Linked DNA regions of Mus musculus: region 1 is linked to region 2. A link is a loop called in an ENCODE intact Hi-C map of the cell type or tissue named here. Cell type or tissue: left cerebral cortex. All regions are shown on one strand. Links, peaks and the distances in the headings refer to the core of each region. The heading gives the core; the rest is flanking DNA. Region 1 has its middle 87 kb from the start of Bub3. Region 2 has its middle 2.5 kb from the start of Hmx3.

What was found. Hi-C counts contacts between places; a loop is a spot of excess contacts. Peaks named below come from ENCODE experiments on the same cell type or tissue, not always from the same donor. Only the 100,000 strongest peaks of a DNase experiment are listed, where the experiment ranks them.
Region 1: a loop joins it to region 2, with 1.8 times the contacts of the local background. A loop is called at or near these places in 2 of 42 quality-filtered maps.

What each region holds. Positions count from the first base shown.
Region 1 is chr7:131,646,199-131,649,111 of GRCm38, reverse strand. No RefSeq gene overlaps it. Among named protein-coding and RNA genes, the nearest start is that of Bub3, 87 kb to the right of the region's middle. In left cerebral cortex, for the core only: no CTCF peak of the experiment used is centred there; a DNase peak (open chromatin) is centred at 1,344.
Region 2 is chr7:131,538,961-131,541,873 of GRCm38, reverse strand. It overlaps a transcript of Hmx3 not described here. Among named protein-coding and RNA genes, the nearest start is that of Hmx3, 2.5 kb to the left of the region's middle. In left cerebral cortex, for the core only: a CTCF peak has its summit at 1,732; DNase peaks (open chromatin) are centred at 316, 563 and 1,716.

The DNA of each region.
Region 1 (2,913 bases), core at 249-2,748, 110 kb before region 2:
CAATGAATCATGACAGGACTTCACAATACTGTGTTTTCTCAAAACAAACGGTGCCTGGAGTGTTTGAATCTCTGAGGCGAAAGAAACTCATATGTGAGCAGAAGGTTGAAATCCTAAAAGGATCAGTGCGTGTATGTGTATATGTGCATGTGTGTACATGTGTGTGTCCGCATGTGTGGGTGTGCATATATATATATGTACACATATATATACATACATATACATATGCCAATGTCACAGAACATAGCCACCCAAGTGGACCTTTTACTCACAAGAAAAAGTACTGACGGTCAAAGAACAAGTGATCACTAAGAGATGGCCTGTCCCCCAGGCCCAGTGAACCAAAGAACCGCTTAGGAGAGTCACGAACTAGATCGGAACTTGAATTTCAGACTTGAGTAAAATGCACTCTCTCTCTCATTCCCCTTATGAAAGTAATTCCCTAAGGAAAAAAAAATTCAGTGAATCGAATGGCCCAGGTACAAATGACACCCTCTCCACCAAGCAGGCTTGCCCGCATTTCAGTCCCAGCAACTTTTAAATTACTTGGAGAATTCCTGGAATGTTTTTCAGTTTGACAGCTGTCGAGCCGAAAAGCATGCTGCTGTGTAGGAAGTGAGCCCTCAGAAGATTTATTTTTTTAATGGGTTGGAAATTAAAAGGGCTTCAAAAATGCCCTTTGGGGACCCAGCTGGGGGAACCGGACTGTGTTACAAGAAGTCTGTTCCTTACAAGGGCTGGGAATTGGGACGGAAAGGGTGGGTCAGAGGCATTTGGACTGAGACTACGTGAAGCCCAAACAAGAATCTGAACAGGGAATGACACAACAGAGCCAATGGGTGATTTTGTCTATGCAACATCAAAAAGCCAGGCTGGCCAGATATCTGCTTACTCACCTCTGAGGTTAAAAAGGGACCAGGAAGGACTGAGACAGAAAGCACACCAGAACAGAGGAGAAACTAGGGATAGACAGGGGCAGTGGAAGATGTTTTCAGGGTCCCAACAATAGAGGAACAAAACAGCCAGATCCCAGGTTCCAGTGAACCCCCCCCCCCAGGAGACTCCTCCAAGCCAATAGTCTGTGTACCCAAGTTGTCATTTTTGTGGAGGGGAAAAAAAGTCATTGGGTTTCCAGATTTAACAAATACATTCAATCCAGCCAGTTCAATTCCTATTCAAAAAGACATTGAATAAGTTTGCGGATAAGTCATGCAGTGTTGGGATGCAGACTCCAACTAAATAAAAAGGGGGAAGGGAGAAAGAGAGCCAGCTGGACGTGAGCTGTCATCTCTCTCCATGTTTCCTGACTGCAGGTGTCACGTGACTCTCAGCCTCCTGCTCTTACCACCACCCCTTCCCACAGGGAACTGTACTCTTCCTTAGACACTGAGCCAAAATAAATCCTTGTTTTTGTGGCTTCCCTCAGGAATTGTGTCACAGCAGTGAAGTGGAGTATATTTCTGTTTTACATCTGAGGCATGACTGTGTTTGAACTGATGCTGTTAAAATTCCTTCCCTGGGAAGACAAAAACAATCTCTAGCCCCCTCCACCCAGGTCCCAACACTCTACCCCAGTCAGTGCCACCAGAGTTCACCCTGTGACACCAGTGAGTTTATTGGACTTTCTTACAGTACACAGATGAGGAGCTACTTACAGGGGTGTGGGTGCTCCCCCAAAGGCCACACCTAGAAAGTCTTTGCCCAGCAGGAATGGCTCTCCCATAGTCACGCCCTGCTCCTAGTCTTCCTGAATTATATACTCTAGAGACAAGAGTATAAAAGATATATGTAAGGCATAGACGTATTTAAGGTCTAGGGACTGAAGTCTACTAATGGTTCCCAATCTTCTTAATGCGGTGACCCTTTAATACAGTTCCTCATGTTGTGGGTGACCCCCTGCCATGCCATAAAATTATTTTTGTTGCTACTTTATAACTGTAATTTTGCTACCATTATGAATTGCAATGTAAGTATCTGATATGCAGGATACTTGATAGGCACCTCCTAAAGGGGTCTTGACCCACAGGTTGAGAATCATTAGTTTCAACCTTCATAATCATAGTTACCTGAAGCCAAATGCTATTAGGGAAGGCTTATATAAATGATATGGGACATCTGAATACCAAGGGAAAGTCCCGAGATCCTCCCTACCTCCCCTTCCATGAGGTAATAATGTCAACAGTCAACAGATCCAGCTGAGGTGACCATTTTCAAGCAGGTACAGCTGAGCTCAGGAAGGCGGCGGTCCTTCGGCTCAGAGGATAGTCTTGTACAGCTGCAAAGGCTGGATGGGTGTCTGTGCGGTGGAGGAAGCATGGAGGCAGCAAAGCCATGTGGCGGTGGTTATAGCAGGGATAGCACCAGTCAGAGAGTTGGGAAAGTCAGTCCTTAACAGTGTGACCCAGGGCAGGTGTTTTCACTGCTACATACTGCCGTTTCTCCATGAGAAAATGTGAGAACTAGCTATCTACCTAAGGCACAGGGTCTTTGAGGACATGAATCCAGATAAAAGTCATAGCAGTGCCTACAGCTATATCTGGAATGGGTGTTCATATTCTCGGGGCTGAAGGGGGGGGGGGACTCCATTTCCCTCCACCCACACCACCACACTATCCAATCCCTCTGCCTCATCTTCCTATGGCCTTCGCTCCCTGTGTTCTTTCCCTCTTCTGAGAGCAGGCACCAGCTGCATTTCAAGCCTACCTGGGTGACAAGAGGCAACTCACTCTTGAGACCTCAAAGTCTCTCATTCAGTCACACTCTCTTGCAGATGAGACAGTGGCATGTGACATGGAGGGATGAGGCGATGGCAATCAACCCAAAGGAGAGCTGTCCAGTGACTGGCTTGGTGTCCTAAACTCAGTGGTCTCTGGAACCAATAGTCAATGGAAACTGACAACATGGCCTGCTGCT
Region 2 (2,913 bases), core at 256-2,755:
AGGAGTAGGAGTTGGGTATGCGACTCTGTGCACGCGCTTCCCCTGTGCAACTGTCGGGGTAGCGGTGTTTCCTCACTGACAACTGTACTCCGAAGGACACCGCTCTTTTCTTGGTGACTGTGTCCGCGGCTCAAAGATCAACTTTAAGCCTGCGATCTGAACACAGCACTTTCCCCCCAAAGGGTGGCATTTGGAACTGCCTAATGCTTTAATATAGGCGCCAAGAACCGAAGGCGCAGAAGAGTACCTTTCTCGTTTGTGACCCTGGCAACGACACCTGCAGCATGTCCCAAGGGCCTCCAAGTCCCTGGAGAATCTCGGCGGGCCTCTGAGGAATAGCTGGACTCATTCGACCTTAACAGCTCCCTGGGTCAAGCAGGAAGCCGGAGAGACAATCAGTTCAATTCTAGATTTCCATGGGGTCCTTTCCCCTGGTGATAGTTCCTTGGCCCGAGAAAGATGACAATTTGTTCTCAGCCTGGATGAAAATCCCTTCACACCTGAACTTCCTCCGCCTCAGCCCGTTCTTTATCTTTCGGTTGAGTCTTGCCTAATTCAAGCTCCTCTTGCTTACCTAGCGCAGCCTGGACAGTTTTGGGTCCCCAAATGAGAAGTAGGTTTATTTTATTTTTCAGACCTAAGGCACCAGAACCGCCTCTACCAAGTCTTGAAGGTCGTATTTAAAGTTTTGACATCCACCCTCGGTAACGAACCCTACTATTGCCTTGTAAGTAGCGCTTCTATAAATGGTTACTATTATTCCTTTGATTTCGTATAAGGCTTTACTGGAATGCACAGGGGCGCATCATCTAAAATCCGAGTTGGAGCCAATCACAGCTCCGAGGCTCAAGCAGGGTTGGTAATACGCTCAGATTTTATAGAGAAAAGGTGTCCAGAGAGGAGGCTGTACCTAAGACGCCCAAACAGTGTGGGACAAGCAGCGGCCACCCCCACCCACCCACCCAAAGCAGAAATCGTTCTTCTTGAATAGACGACATCGGTTCGGAGCTCACTGCTTGCGCACAGCAAACCTGGCGGCCCACTAGGCTGAGGAGGCTCCCAAGGGTATGTGCGGGTCTGGTGAGGGAGAAGCTGCAGACGTGTGCACGCTTGCTAAAGTTCTGATGTACAAGGACTCTTTTAAATTAGGGAAAGAGGAAACACTTTCCACTTCTCGGAAAGGTGGTCGTTGTGAGTCAGTGCTACCTTACTCTCTGCCTACCCAGAGAGGCCGTGTGTTCAATCACTGTGTCTCAAAACAAAACAAAAACAAACAAACAAACACACCAAAACCAAAACCCGCAACAAACCCATCTATGAGTCCGTAGACCTGAAAGACATATCTGTCCCAGGAAGACAGGCGTGAAAGACATTCGGTCCACGGCTTCTGGCCGATCTCAGTTCTAGGACTAGACCCAGAAGTGTGGACCCAAGAAGAGTTAAGAGGCAGCTTACTTGGGCCGATCCAGCATGTATCTTTCCTAATGTGAGCATGTGTGTGTGTGTGTGTGTGTGTGTGTGTGTGTGTGTATTCACTAGAGGAAAGGGTCTCTTTACTGGGTGTCAGCATCTCCAGCTGGACGTCAACATCAGGAAGCACTGACTTGAGCTTTCCTTTCTGGTTCGAAAAAGCTCGGGTGCCTGGATAGCAATTTACTTGTTCTCCAGAAAGTCTTGTTCCCTCCACTTGCCAGCACCGTGCTGCCTTAAAAGCCAGGCAAACAGCGCCCTCTATGGGGCATCCTCGAGCCTACAGAAGTACCTGAAGAAAACACAGAATCTATGCTAAGAATTTAAAAGCCTAGGCCCTAATATTCCCTACCACCCTTAGAAAACAGCACTTAAAAAAAACAAAAAACAAAAAAACTGAGTTATGAGAGAAACCAAGGGACGTCTCCTGCAGATTCCCGCAGGTCTAGCCACCTTTGGAAGAGTTCTCTCCTGCTTTTCACTCTTCTGGCTTTCTGTCTCCCTTTAAGGCAGGTTTTAGTTTTCTCCTTGCAGCCTTTTCTTTTCATGTGGAGCCTGACCGCAGTTGCTGGAGCTTCAGGATGCTGCTGTATGAGACGAGGAGTTGCCTTATTTATCTTTTGAGAACTCAGTGCACACTTGGCCAGTGAGTAGGCGTTTCAGTAAAGGTTTGTGTTAATGCCTCAATTCTTGACTTAGGTGATGGGTGGGCGAGTACATGGATGAACAGATAGGTGCGTGGGTGGATGGGTGGGTGGGTGGGTGGAGTCACAATTCACACTGCAAAGGATTGGTCTGCTTGACAAGAGTACTTCAGACACCCTGGCAACTTCCTCCCAAACACTCCAGCTAACACAGTTTTTGAAGTGTTTAATGAAAATCTAGCTTGTTTGGGGTTTTGGCATAGGATCTTGGTCTGTAGCCCAGGCTTACCCAGAAGTCAGTATGTAGCCTCCCCAATGCTGGAACTACAGGTATGAGCAACCACACTCAGATAATCTGAGGTCTTTGATTACATATTTTTACAAAAAACTAAAGGCTTTTCCAGGAACACGACTGCTGAAGAGTGCCTCACAGATTTTCAGCACGCAGGCTGTGCACAGTCAGATCTTCACACTGCTGTATCTTGGGACAAGTATCCAAGAGGGCAAAGGGGGCCTGGAGAATACTAGTGATCAACACCAAACGTCTACCCAAAGAATGGGCCTCGGCAAAAGCATGCTTAGAATTGTGTCCTACACCTGCCACGCGCAAAAGTCTTATGTGCATTTGCACACACTCAAGTTGCTAAGCAGATTGTTCCCCAAGAAAGGGGAGTGTACACATGTTCTCTAGGACTTTACCCAAGGCAGGGGGCTTCCTTCTGCAGCCAGAGTGGATGAGTCCTCCCCAGATGTAGTGTACAGACTTACAGAAAGGGTAGGGACCAGCTAAGCGTTTAGC